Linked DNA regions of Homo sapiens: regions 1 and 3 are each linked to region 2. Evidence: chromatin contacts called from ENCODE Hi-C or POLR2A ChIA-PET data. All regions are on one chromosome and are shown on one strand. Each heading gives the region's core, a stretch centred on a gene start or an enhancer-like site at or near the end of the contact. The rest is flanking DNA. Distances are from core to core; before and after follow the strand shown.

Region 1 (4,189 bases), core at 1,602-4,101, 260 kb after region 2:
GACATGTGGAGCCGCACTCCTTCTGCTCCCCGCTCCCTACAGTGCGCCCTGGCCTCAGTAAATCCCTTATCTCAACAGGTTATCTCCCATTTCCAGGTGGCCTGTTCCAAAGCTTGGAACCTGTGTTCACCACATGTTCAACCCCCAGCTCCCGCCTCAGGAGGTCTCTTACTGGGGAAGGTGGCCCGGAACCAGGACGAGTATCTGTGGAAAATTGCAGCTAAGCTTGCGTAAGTAAACCTTGGAAGAGGAGAGGCTGCGGAGTGCCCAGAATTAAGAGATGCCGCATCCTGCCATGAGCTCCCCGGCCTGCCCGGCTGTGACAGTATTCAACAAGGTGCAACTTGGAGGCTTCGCCTCTGTTTCCAATTATCCCTTTTATCTCTGCTCTAGCCCCTCTCCTTACCTAAGTGTTTTCATAGCTCTCAGTCATTACTGTTTAGCTTTGTGAGGATAAACGTGAAACCAAACAAATTATACATATCCTGTCTCAAGATGTGTTATCACCCTCTGACTAGAAACCCCCAGAAGCCTGCGGCTTTTGAAAGTTCTAGGTTTTTTTTTAAGCTTTGAAAAAAAAATGGTGGCAGAGGTTAAACTGCCTTTGAGAACGCCAAATGTTTGGATTTCAGTGAAGGTTGACATGGAAACCCACCTGAGGCTTCCTCGAGTGTCTCGGGAGGTAATAAAACCCGAGCTGGATGCTCCTGCTGCTGGGGGAGGAACAGCTCCCAGGGCGGCCAGGTGGGGGCGGCGGGGCCTGAGGAAGCTGCCCGGGGCCGCACAAAAGGGAAATCGAGGAGAGGAAGCCAAAAGCCAGAAAGGGCACGACGGGGGCGTGGGTGCGGGTGTCCGGGGAGACCTCGGCCGTCCCAGAACTTTCCAGGGCCCGGGGACCTGCGCCGCCCCGACTGGAAAGTTGGTGTTTTTACTCGAAGCCCTTTCTCTGGGCAGTTTAATAACAAACAGCGGCCGCAGCAATGGCGTCCGCGCCGGCAGCGTCGGGGCGCCCGGAGGCGGGGCGCGGCGGGGCGGGACTCTCCTCCCGCTCGGGCCCGGGGCGACCGGCGCACCCCACAGCCGCTCCCGGCGGCCGCCGAGGCGAGGGGCGGCAGAGAAAGGTCGGGAGCACTGAAGCACCGGGGTTGCCGGAGGCGAGGGCACCCAAGTTTATGCAGCTTGGGGTGGACGCTCGACTGCTGAGCTGCAAATACACAGAAAGCTTTGCCCACCGCTCGCCCCGTAGGTTCATCGCTTTATTCCCATCTACACCCAGGCACAGGAGAACTAAAGTGAAGAGAATTATCTTATGTTGGTTTCTTGGGGAGGAGGCGTGTGGAGGGGAGAGAGCCCTCCGGGAGAGACGAGGGAGAAAGGCAGAGGGAACCCATAGGGAGAGGAAGCAGGACGCCAGTGCTGCTTCCTAACACCTCTCTTTGTCTCCATTCAACACGGATTCCTCCCCATGGTGGGCCAGCCTTAGAGGACACATTCGTCTTTGCCCCCAAGGCCACCACAGACTCTGTGTTTCTACCCTGAGTACTAGAGGATGCCCTAGAAAAGAAATCTTGAGGACCTCTCTCTTTGAGACTTTGAGGGCCTCCACCTTCCAGCCACTGTTTCGTCCAAATCTGGGTTATCCATTCAGTAAAGGGTTGCCAGCTGAAATACAGCACACTGAGTTCCATATGAATATCAGATAGACAACGACAAATTTTGAGCATGAGTATGACCCACACAAAAATTCGTGTGCGTTTGTTTTATTAACTCTAGCAATCCTAATTCAGTACGTATTTCTGATTCTTCTTCAATTCCCGTCCAGACAGCAACCCTCTGAGACAGGAAGGGAGCGTGCTCTCACCAGGCACCATTTCCTGCCTCTCCCTCGGTCCCCTCTAAAATTGGTAAACCTCAGGTGTTTTCTAGGGAAGTCCCACCGTAAGTGGAGAAAGAATAAAGATGGGAGTAGAGATCAGGGGTGAAGTAGTTTAAGGTCACCTAACCAAAAATTGGAAATTTCAAACGCAAGAGCTGAGTTCTCCTTTATTGGAGGAATTAACAAGATGTGCTGTGAACATAAGAGTTAAATAGTAGTCGCCTTTTGTAAGCAACTCTAACAGAGGTTTACATTTGGGATTAATAGTAAACTCCCCAGGCCTTACTGACAGAAGAATGTAGTTGCCCAAATAAACAATGTTTTGATCGGGACTCGAGACCAACCCTCCGAGCACTCAGCCTCTTCCTAGCAGGAGCATTTCCCAACTCTGAAGTAATTTGTAATGTGCTGGGAAAACATTTTCAAAAAATGGATATCTAAGATACCATAAAAGGGAAAACAGTTCTCGCTTTTGAAGTAAGAAATACCATTTGCAGTAAAATTTCTTCCGTTTGCATTTCTGAATTATGTCTTGATAAAGCTAGGCTTACAGTGCCCGAGTGCTGCCTCCGACCTAGTAAGGAAGAGTCTAATGGAACAGTGTGGGTCTGGGGTTTACTGTCCTCTAAATATTATACTGTCTTCTTGGTACATAAAAATAAGAATACCTCCCAATGATGGGATTACTGTAACTGGCCTTTACTTCCCACTGTAGGCTTCCTGGAACTGGCCTTTCAGACTGGAAGACCCCTCAGCACAATTTTGTCACACCGTCTCTCAGCGGCCACTGTTCCTTCAAGGGTAGAAAAAGTTAACATTTCCCAATAGCACTTTGACTAGAAACATGAATGTGCTGAGAAGCACAGAAAACATATTGTTTTACTGGGAGGTCTCAAATGACTCCGGGAGGACTCCCTTGAAAAGGCCCTGGCTCCAGGTCAAACTCCAAAAGTGCTGCTCACTCTGCCCCCTGGTGCAAGTCGGTGTGCGGCTCACCCAGAAAGGAATTCTTCCCCTTTCCAGGTGGTGTTGTGGACAGCTTTGGAGGACCCTGCTTCCCAGGGGACCAGTGACTGTTTCTCTATGTGTCATGAGCTGAAGGCCTGAGGATCTGAAGATTTGGATTCTCCTCAAGTTCACTCCTTCAACAAGTATTTGTTGATTACCTCCTGTGTCCATATCACTCTTCACCAGGTTATCAAGGGAGGCAGGCTTGTGGGTGAAGGGTGAATTCCGAGTCATCGTGGGGAGTGATGAGGATGGGGAAGGGCAAGGAGAGAGGATGGGCACACAGGAGCTGAGCAGCAGTAAAGCTGCCGTATGCCCATGTCTAGCGCTGTGGCTGGCACAAAGCAGATGCTCAGGAAATGAAGCATTCTACTGCAAATGGTGTTTCTTACTTCAAAAGGAGATGGAGGTGGGTGTGCTCAGGAAATACTTGTTAAATCTCTTTAAGGATGAAATATTCTGGGTGACTTTATGTTATTCCTAAGCCAACTTTTTTGTTCCAACTTATTAAGTATCTTTTATCGATACTGTTAGGTAAACAGGTGCATAGGAGAGCCAGGGTGACACCATTTTAAAATCAACTGTATCTTAAATCTAACAAGGCACGGTCATGACCATGTCCTAAGATGTTTACAGCTAAGGAAGCAGCTTCATAATACCGGCAAGAACAAACTCCTATGACGACAAAATGCCCAGATGCACCAATATCACAGGATAATATATACTTTTAAGATGATTATAGCCATGCTTTCATGTGCCCACACACTAAAATGCCAAGGATAACTTCCATTATATCAACAAAGTAATACATTTTGTCACATTGTCAGCCCACCCACACATACATATAACTTAGCTTAAACTTTACATAGATAAGACCCCTATAGAAGAATTTACAACAAAGATGATATATTCCTCCTCTTGCTTTCTGAGGACGCCCTACTTTGTATCTGAGTAGCTTTCAATAAACTATCTCTTCTCACTGTACACTGTAACTTGCCTTGAATTCTTTCCTGTGTGAGATTCAAGAACCCTCTCTTGGGGCCTGGATCAGGATACCTTTTTCTGGCAACAATACTACTTTAGTAATGTTTTGTACTAAACAAAGCTGTTTTTTTGTTTGTTTTGTTTTGTTTTTTTTTTTTTTTGAGACGGAGTCTTGCTCTGTCACCCAGGCTGGAGTGCAGTGGTGCAATCTTGGCTCACTGCAAGCTCCGCCTCCCAGGTTCACGCCATTCTCCTGCCTCAGCCTCCCAAGTAGCTGGGACGACAGGCGCTTGCGACCACACCGGGCTAATTTTTGGTATT
Region 2 (4,561 bases), core at 1,482-3,981:
TTACCCATGGTAAGTGCAATATTGTACCCATATGTGTTCTCAAGGCTCTAGGGTTGGAGTATTAAAGATGATTTATTCTAGCTCAGGATAAAGAATGCTCTTTTAAGATTAATATGGAAGCTCCACTTGAGACTCCTCCCACCTCCAAAAATATTAAGTTAATTCTGTTTCAGTCACTTATTTGTAACAGCATCCTGTGTATGCCGAATACTAAAGAGGAATAGTGAGCTGTTATTCAGTTTTTTAGTTTTTAATTCAATTTGATCATGGGAATATTCATTTCAGTACAGCTCCATGATTATCTCTAATTTTTTAAGGATTCTGATGTAATGCATAATTCTTGATTCCCTTGTCCTGTCTCATAAAATAACTGGCTTTTATTTAAAAAGTCTCCCCACCCCCCGCATCATTCTTTTTCTTGGAATGAGAGCTCAGAAAGCACAGAGTCTGTCTTGGTTGTTATCCATGCCTCCTTGCCTCTTGGATAGACTGCTAAAATTTATTTTCTTTTGGCCTTTCCCTGAAAGTCATCCAGAAGCAACAGTATTTATAGAACAGAGCAGCTCTACTACTGAACATGGCAGGGGGTGGTGGCGGGAGGGTATCCTCTGGAGTGTGTATTTACTGCAAGAACAGCAGTCAGATGGATTGAATTTAGATTTTACTGATTTAATACTTAGAATAATCTGAACTTTAAATCTATGAACAGTTAGTAAGAATCTGGGGTCAGCAAGATGATAGCTTTAGGAGCATTGATTTTTATGAAATTAGATTATAATGAACACACTATGTGATGGTCCCACACATCTTATATAGTAGAATTAGAATTTTTGGAGTGAAAATCTACAAGGCTAAAAAAATTAGTAACAGTTTAAGCACCATTTTACTCAGCTACCAGGGGCATTGTGACTAACTTCTTGGTTCAAGTGTTTCTGGTCTTGGTTGGATTCAAATATCATTGGTAGATTTTGGTAGAATTCTATATTAAATATTTTCTTTTCCTTCCCATTGTTCTTTTTCTTTGACTATTTTAAGACATTGTCGGAATGAAAATGTTATAGATAGTACTTTTATAAGACCTGCCAACATTTTTTTACCATTACCATTAGTAAATAACTTAAAATATTTTATATAGGATTCTCTGAAGCATAATTTTTACTTCTACCTTTATCTAAAACTAAAGTTATTACATTCCTTTGTCCCTTAGGAGGTTGCATTTATCAGGTTAGGTGTGTTTGCTTCAGGTTAGTTTTAAAAACAAGTTTCTCTGAGATCTGATGCAATGATTGGTTTTAAACCCAGAACAAATGGATTTTTGTTTTGGGGGTTTTATTCAATGACTTTGTACCTATGGTACCAAAAGAGATTTTTTTTTTTGTTTTATTTAATGATTATAAAGTTCAAAAACAGAACCAGAAACTTATCTCTTAGCATTTGATTATATAGAAATAAATGCTCATTTCCTGGAACTATAGATGTATTAAATCTGTAAAGTGCTGAAAAGCATGTACTCAAGTGAAACAATTGGCAGGCAAAGACACATTTTACTTTGTAAAATAAGAGCTTATATAGGATGTTTTATAGTTTGTATTCGAGCTAATTTTACATAAAAATGTGACCATCTATAAAAGATATACTAAATAGGGTCCTTATAACAGGGTTCCTAGTCCCTTAGAAATTCTGTTCCAAATAATTTATTGAATATTGCTCCTTGTTCAGTTAATTTTTTTTTTTTTTTTTGAAACAGAGTCTCACTCTGTTGCCCAGGCTGGAGTGCAATGGCATGATCTCCGCTCACTGAAACCTCCGCCTCCCAGGTTCAAGTGATTCTCTTGCCTCAGCCTCCCAAGTAACTGAGATTACAGGCATGTGCCACCATGACTGGCTAATTTTTTGTGTTTTTAGTAGAGATGGGGTTTCACCATGTTGGCCAAGCTGATCTCAAACTCCTGACCTCAGGTGATCTGCCTGCCTTGGCCTCCCAAAGTGCTTGGATTACAGGTGTGAGCCACTGTGCCCAGCCTGTTCAGTTAATATTGAGAAGTATTTTCTAAGTTTGCCCACTTGCAAAATCATTTGTGAATACTATGCTTCAGCTTATGAGTAGTTTGGTTTTTTATTACTTGATTAGCATAATTCTATGGAATTATTAAGACATATTATTGTCCCTAATCTTGGTATTGTCTGTATACTCCAGATGAGTGATCTGGAGTATATAATTAACAAATGATAGATCTCCTGATTGCAGTGGTCTTTCTGCCACATCATACTGTTTACCGTGGATGACATCATACTGTTTACTGTGGATGATCAGTTGTTTTGGTTTCAGTACAAGTTAAGTAGTTCCTCTCTGCCTGGGCCTTGAGCAAGCAAAACCTCTTTTAAAAGGAAAGAAATAAGTGGTGTTAGGTTATAAATGATGCAGATCTTCATTAGTCTGGCAAGATCTATAACCTCGTAAGTTGATCTGATTTGAGCATCATATCTATAATAAGTAGCCTGTAAGAAATTCAATCAGGCAGGCCAGGCGCAGTGACTCAAGCCTGTAATCCCAGCACTTTGGGAGGCTGAGGCGGGCAGATCACGAGGTCAGGAGATCGAGACCATCCTGGCTAACACGATGAAACCCCGTCTCTACTAAAACTACCAAAAATTAGCTGGGCGCAGTGACGGGCGCCTGTAGTCCCAGCTACTCAGGAGGCTGAGGCAGAAGAATGGCATGAACCCAGGAGGCGGAGCTTACAGTGAGCCGAGATTGCGCCACTGCACTCCAGCCTGGGCGACAGAGCAAGGCTCTGTCCCAAAAAAAAAAAAAAAAAAAAGAAAGAAATTCATTCAGGATTCCATAGTCAATAACTTAACAAAAGGCAGCAGGAAAGCTTTACTGATGATAGTGTTACCAGCGCTGTGTTTCAAAACTCCAGGGGGCATACTCATATTGTATTCTTTATGTTATCCTCTGGTGTTGTGCAACATGATGATACTCCATGATATTTTAAGAATATTGAAAGAGAGTTGTTTAATGAAAGAGCTCTGAAGATTGAGCTCTTTTATTCTGGCTAACTCTGATAATCAGTAAGTCATTTTCCCAGAGAGAATCTTTTCGTCTTAAAAGGCTGAGGTCAACTGTCACAGCTGCAGTTTCTCCAGGGAAAAATAGTCCTTGTACTTAGCCAAAAACCTTTCAATCAATATTTGAAGAGAGAGCCATATCCTGCAGTCAAATTGAGGGTAGTTTTGCCCCCTTCAAACACAGAGCAGTTGGCTTTTTAGATGGATGAACTGCGTTTGGCCAGGTGACAGGAGTTCAGGACACTAGAGTCCTTATCAAATCTTCATGTGATTTTTGTGCTTCAGTTTTTCTAAATTCAAAATAGATTGTGAAGATAGTTCTCAGTTGGCTCTGAGAATTTTAAGTTATGGCTTAGATCAAATTAAATATCCTGGGATTATCTTTAAATGATTTATAGTTAGGCACAAGCTTTTCACAACATTAACATTTCTATTTGATACAGAAAATCATTCTTTTTGAATAGTTGGTGATTTATTTTGATTTGAAATTCTAAATCCCAAAGATAATTTTCTTACCGTGAACATTGTGTTGTTTGGCTGGTAGTTTTCCCTAAAGATTATTTAAAAGTCTCTTATTCTTAATTGAATATGTTACACAGCCTAGAAGTCCACTAAGCAATGCTTCCAAAAATTATTTGCATTTAGTGGATTATGCATAACCCCATTTTAGAGCTGATGAAAGGAGTAAGCTTAAATGCATTTTCAAGATGTTGAAACACTCGTTGCCAAAAAGAAGAATAAATATTGGTCTGAAATGAATTAAAAGTAAATGTTTTCTTTGATACCAGAAAGTACCATTTTGGGATGAAAAGGTAAAGATTTTTCAAATTTATGTTAATGATAACATTTGCTTTTACTTTTCTAATGCTAATTTTAAAATGCCAGCATAGCATTATTTTCAGTCTATGCATAAGGGATGTGTAATTTTTGTAGCACAAAAGGGGTGTGAAGCTATTGTTACAACCTTGCTGGTCGTAGATTAAACCATTTTAGTATGTTATCATATTAACCTAAAAGTAGAAAAATAGAAATAACCATATTTGAAGCAGCTTATGTTGAAATTGTATCAGTAACATACTATAGTATTTTCTGAGTATTTCTCCCAAAAGGTTGAGTATTAGCTATTTTATTTACGTGAGAATTATATCTTATCCATGGATTAGTATGTACTCAGAGAACTATAGTACAATAATATTTAATACAAACACTACTTTGAATATAATTTAATATACAATGAATGTGAAACCGTGACAGGCTTCTGCTGTATCTTGGGGTACATCTTTATGAGTTTTAGATATTATATGGTACCTTGGAAAAATGCTAATTGTTCTCATTTTACCTTTTGGATTTTGGATAAACTGGGGTTTGTTATATATTCCTGCTATATTCTTTGATGCAGAAATTTAAGAAGCAAATTATTTTTATTCAGTGATATTCAAGTTTGCTTTTTAAAAAGATTTCTTGACAGAAATAGGATAGCTCTATTTGA
Region 3 (4,625 bases), core at 1,979-4,478, 330 kb after region 2:
GTAAAGCTCAGTGATTTTTCACAATCTGAACATACTCATGTAATTATCACCTGGATTTCAAATAGAACATTTCCTGCATCACAGAAGCCCCTCCATGTGCTCCTTCCAGTAACAACCACCCTCCATCTTGACTTCTTATGTTGCCTTTAGTTTTATTTCAGTAATGGGACACAGTGTCATGGTTCATGCTTATAATGTGACCCAGTTTTATACTGTTATCATGTCTGTGCAAAGTGGCTTGAATCTATTAAAAAATTCATGGCTTGATTAAAGGAAGTATAACGCAGTAGATTTTCCAATAGCCAAACAATGTCCATTGTCTTTGTAGTTTATATAGTTTCTGCATTAAAGCCTAGCTTACGGTTGGGTGTACCCACTTTGGACCGAAAGACAATTCCATTTCTGACAACATCATTGAGCCCAGTGTAGGAAGTAGGACATAAACCATTTTCATTTCTGTTCCCTTAGAAACACATGGAACAAAATAAAGTTTGCCAAATGGAAATATACAAAACCACTGGGGAAATAAATGTTATTTTTAACCTTCTAAGAGACTATCACAAATAACTGGGAGGAGAGTGGAAAGAATTCAAAAAGCAGATGACCTTTTAACAGGCAGAACATAGCAGGGTCAGCAAGTGTCTAGAGAATGTTGTGACTTGGAGAAGGGATGCTGGGAGCCCAAGCCTGGAGGAACTGATCTCACCGGTTATGATGAGAATGGAGCTAGCTTCTTCCCAATCCTATGTGAACTGGATGGCTAGAAGGGAACCTTCCTCCAGTAATGGAAACAGTGAGAATCCTTGGGTACTAAACAAAGGAGTAGATTTGGAGATCTAGGAGCTAGTGGGTTTGTGGCTGGCAGCCAGGTCTGGAGTGTTGCTTTCAGGATGCCGGGTTTTCTCTACTCTTTGAGCAAATCTCACCCTATGGAGACACAGTCACCTGCATTCTAGGTGGAGACCACAGAGGTGAGGAAGTGGGTTAGAGGGAGGATGACAGCCATACCGTCAGTAGAGGGAGCTGTTCTGGGAAGGAGACAGGGAGACAGGAACCTCTTCCGCCTTAAGAGGGAAAAGAAAGCCACCACAGCCATTCTCACCCTTTTGAAGTTAAATCACTGCTTCACTGCCAGTTCTCAGGTGGCTCAAGAATGGACGGCTACTTTGCAAAGCACGTGCCAATTACACAAAATTGCCTACTTTGTCATGCGAATTTAAACCAAGCAGAGAATGCCTCTTGATCAATCTGGCTTTTCTTACAGATACTCAGCATGGAGAAAACTGGCTTGGTTGGAGACAGAGTTTGTGTCACACTTTTTCTCATAAAGGGAAAGTTGCTCCAGACCAAGCAACAAGGGAGATGTCAAAAGCTGGCTGTTCCAGCTTCTCCCTTGAGTTACAGATCGTCACACAACTCTGAGCACAGGAAGGACCTACAGTGTTCTTAGAAGCAGTAGAGTTGCATGCCCTTTACTAACCAGGCTAACCAATGCAAGAGTGTGTAAGACCTTCTAGGCAAAAGGCCCTGGGAGGCTGAGTTTATTCTCAAACCACCAGCCTTTCTCCCACCATCACGTTCAGTTACCAAAACATACTTACTTTTTTTTTCCTGTAACCTCATTTTAGAAGTGAACAGCTTTCAGTTAAAGTGATTTGCAGGGGATAAATAGAAGTAGGCTCATGCCAGACCTCACAGAGAAGTTCTAGATGGGCCCAGCATGGTGGCTCATGCCTGTAATCCCGGCACTTTTGGAGGTTGAGGCGGGCAGCTTGCCTGGGGTCAGCAGGAGTTCAAGACCAGCCTGGGCAACATGGTGAAACCCCATCTCTACAAGAAGCATAAAAAAATTAGCCGGGCGTGGTGGTGTGTGCCTGTAGTCCAAGGTACTTGGGGGCTGAGGCGGGAGGATTTCTTGAGCATAGGAGGTCAAGGCTACAGTGAGCCCAGATCGCCACTGCATTCCAGCCTGGGTGACAGAGCAAGACCCCATCTTAAAAAAGAGAGAGGGAGAAGATCTGGATGGTTCATGTCCTCTGCTTATCCTGGATATCTAGAATCTTACGGAAACCTTATATTACCCTTTCATGAAGTGGGAAAAGGACTTTAGAGAAGGGGGACAGATTAGAAGGCAGAAAATGCACTAAATAGTGTGACTCTCTCTTCATTTAGGCCCAGTTCTTTCTCCTGTACTTCTCTAGTTTTTTAGTAAAAGAAACAAGGAGACTGGAGCTTGGACTAACAGAATTAGCATGTTCAACATCAGTGTTCCAAAAATCATCAGCCATTTATCTTCATGGGGAGTTTTTCCTTTAGGCGCCAGCTGACTTTCTTTTCTTTGGCCCCTCTTTCTCATTCTGCCTTCTGCCACCAGCCTCCATCTCCACTGCAAAACTCTCCACGTCCCATTCAGGTCAGGGCCTTCCTTCACAGGCACAAAAGCTCATCCTGCAAATAATCAGCTTCTGCCCAGGTTCTCTATCATTAGCAATATAGAAAAGAGCAGAAGCTTTCAAGTTTTGCTCACAATTTGACATATATTTGATCAAATTTTTAGTTTGGGCTTGTATGCTCCACCAACCATCAAACCCTGGCAAATGTAAGTAAGGGTGAAGGGATGGTCTACCTCATACACTAGTAAAAACTGAGAACATCTTAGATGCTCATAAACGGAAATAGTGTTTAAGTACTTGATGATACCTCTACTAAAGGAGTAGATCTTTATGATCTTTAAAGCAATGTTTGAAAAAAGCACAAAAAAGTTTCTGCCACAATATAAGTGAAAAAGGTAGGCTACAAAATGATATAACATGACTAAATGACGTTAAAAACCTGAAGATCTGCTGCAAAGAAAGGGGGTTGTGGGGGGAGACAGGAAGGAAATGCATCAACGTTAACAGAGGTTGAGTCTAGAGGGTGGGGCTTTGGGTGATTACTTTTTTCTTCGTAATTTTCCACCCTTTAAAAGAGCATGTCCTACTTTTATAATTACGGAAAAAAGAAAGAAAACCTTGAGCTTTTGCATTTAACCAGTCCGCAAAAGCAATAAACAAGACGCGCTGTGGCCAGGGAACCCAGCGTTCGAGGGGCCGGCAGCGCGATCTGGCTGTCGCCTGTGGGCGGGGCGCAGTCCCCGGGACAGCCTCCCGGACCCGGGCCCCCAGGCTGCCCGCAACCCTCAAAAAGGAGCCTGTTTTATCTCTGAGCAGAGATGACGTCACCCTAAGGAAACCAGAAAGTGCTGATTAATCATGAAGTCAGAACTAATCCCTGAAAAGAAGTCGGGTAGGGGCGAGGCGCGAGAGTGCCCCAGACGAGATTGCAACCTCAGACGCCGCGACCGGGCTGGGGTCTCGCCCGTCACGCCCAGCCGGGACGCCGGTGCGCCCCGCCCCCACCTCGCGTCTCCCCGCTTCCCGCTTCCAGCTTCCCCCGCGTACTCCCAGCCTCCCGCCTCCCGCCGCCACTAGGTTTCTCCGGCCAGCGGCCTGGGTGGCGCATGCGCAGCGGCGGGATGGCCGGGCCCGCTCCAGACCCTGGCAGTCCACAAGCTCCCAGTCGCCTGCCGTGGTCCCTCCCCGACAGGTTCTTATTGTACCGCGCAGTGGTCGCGCACCGACTAGCTGTGCTTTTAAAGATGATTATCACTATGGCGGTGAGACAGTAGTTTGGCCGAGACCTGTTCCAGTACCCGAGCCAAAAAGGGTGAAGTAGATCCAGGACCGTCACTGGAAGCCACTTCGAGAGAGAGGCCATGCTTCTTAAAGTATGGGTTTCACAGCCGCCAGTTTTTTGGAGGTCTATAGTCACATGTTATTCACAATCTTATTTTTATTACAGTCGGTTAAAAAGGATTTCATCCATTGCTAGAACACTGCAATCCTCAGCTTCGGGGGTAACCAGAAGGCTCTCTGCGCCCGCTGCTGGGAGGTGGCGGGGCCCCGGGTCCAGAGCCAGGCTGGAGGCGGGCGCGCCCCACCGCCCCTGTGATGAGAGACAGCAGGAAAACTGGGCGTCCGGCAGCCCTGGGGCAGAACAGGTTGCTTGTCCCTGGGGAGCCCTCTAAGGGATAAAGGACCTTGGATGCGATCAGTCTTTCTTTGCGGAAAGCCCTCACACCTGTCCTGAGAGATAATTTGCATAAAAGCTGTTTGTGCCCTGGAGGAGAAAAGAAAGTGATTAAAAGAAGGTGGGGAGAGGGGTGGTCTGAGATGTCAGTAAGGATATTGGGCTGTGAAATACGTTGGTCTTATAAGTGGCTCTGCAATATCTTCTAAGAAGAATCCTCTGTGAGGCCAGCCTCTTGTTTTTAGGCTGGTCAAGCAGAAAAGAAGAATGGAAGCCCATTCACTGAGAAGCCACTGGGCCCCCAGGGACACCTCCATCTTGCCTTCACAGCATTTGCTCTTGCAACAGGTTCTTAGATTAATTTGGCCTCGTGGTCAGTCTTGAAGCAGCTCCCACATGTGCCCTGGCAGCTCAGCGCCCAGCTGTCCCGTCCTGTGTTTGTCTAGTTGATTAGGCAAGTGTTAACCAGTGAACCACAGAGGCCCATGGTCCAGTGGGCAGGGTGTAAGAAAGTACCTGGAACACAGAGATGGACGGAGATAGAGCTGGAGTTTGGG

The links. A loop is a pair of places that touch in the nucleus more often than their neighbours do. ChIA-PET counts read pairs that join two places held with the same protein, here RNA polymerase II (POLR2A). Pooled maps may share reads with other maps.
Region 1: a map of ascending aorta shows a loop between it and region 2 (2.0-fold over the local background). The contact joins two enhancer-like sites. A Hi-C loop is called at or near these places in 4 of 168 maps with a recorded cell type or tissue (Caco-2, PC-3, aorta and 1 more) and 8 of 50 pooled maps. POLR2A ChIA-PET finds 5 or more read pairs at or near these places in 2 of 52 experiments (T-cell and activated T-cell).
Region 3: a map of heart left ventricle shows a loop between it and region 2 (5-fold over the local background). The contact joins two enhancer-like sites. A Hi-C loop is called at or near these places in 1 of 168 maps with a recorded cell type or tissue (heart left ventricle) and 3 of 50 pooled maps. POLR2A ChIA-PET finds 5 or more read pairs at or near these places in 2 of 52 experiments (WTC11 and naive thymus-derived CD4-positive, alpha-beta T cell).

Annotation. Positions count from the first base shown.
Region 1 is chr5:65,099,938-65,104,126 of GRCh38, reverse strand. No RefSeq gene overlaps it. Among named protein-coding and RNA genes, the nearest start is that of CWC27, 330 kb to the right of the region's middle. RefSeq lists enhancers at 637-1,137, 1,138-1,638 and a silencer at 866-1,155. Within about 2 kb of position 2,851, at least 10 of the 41 ENCODE cell types and tissues checked have a DNase peak (open chromatin) inside an H3K27ac peak, as active enhancers do; they include ascending aorta, where a contact is called at or near this core.
Region 2 is chr5:65,362,826-65,367,386 of GRCh38, reverse strand. The region is part of intron 7 of ADAMTS6 (ADAM metallopeptidase with thrombospondin type 1 motif 6); the gene reads left to right. Among named protein-coding and RNA genes, the nearest start is that of ADAMTS6, 120 kb to the left of the region's middle. Within about 2 kb of position 2,731, at least 3 of the 41 ENCODE cell types and tissues checked have a DNase peak (open chromatin) inside an H3K27ac peak, as active enhancers do; they include ascending aorta, where a contact is called at or near this core.
Region 3 is chr5:65,034,399-65,039,023 of GRCh38, reverse strand. No RefSeq gene overlaps it. Among named protein-coding and RNA genes, the nearest start is that of CWC27, 270 kb to the right of the region's middle. RefSeq lists enhancers at 868-1,162, 2,994-3,510 and a silencer at 3,384-3,433. Within about 2 kb of position 3,228, at least 41 of the 41 ENCODE cell types and tissues checked have a DNase peak (open chromatin) inside an H3K27ac peak, as active enhancers do.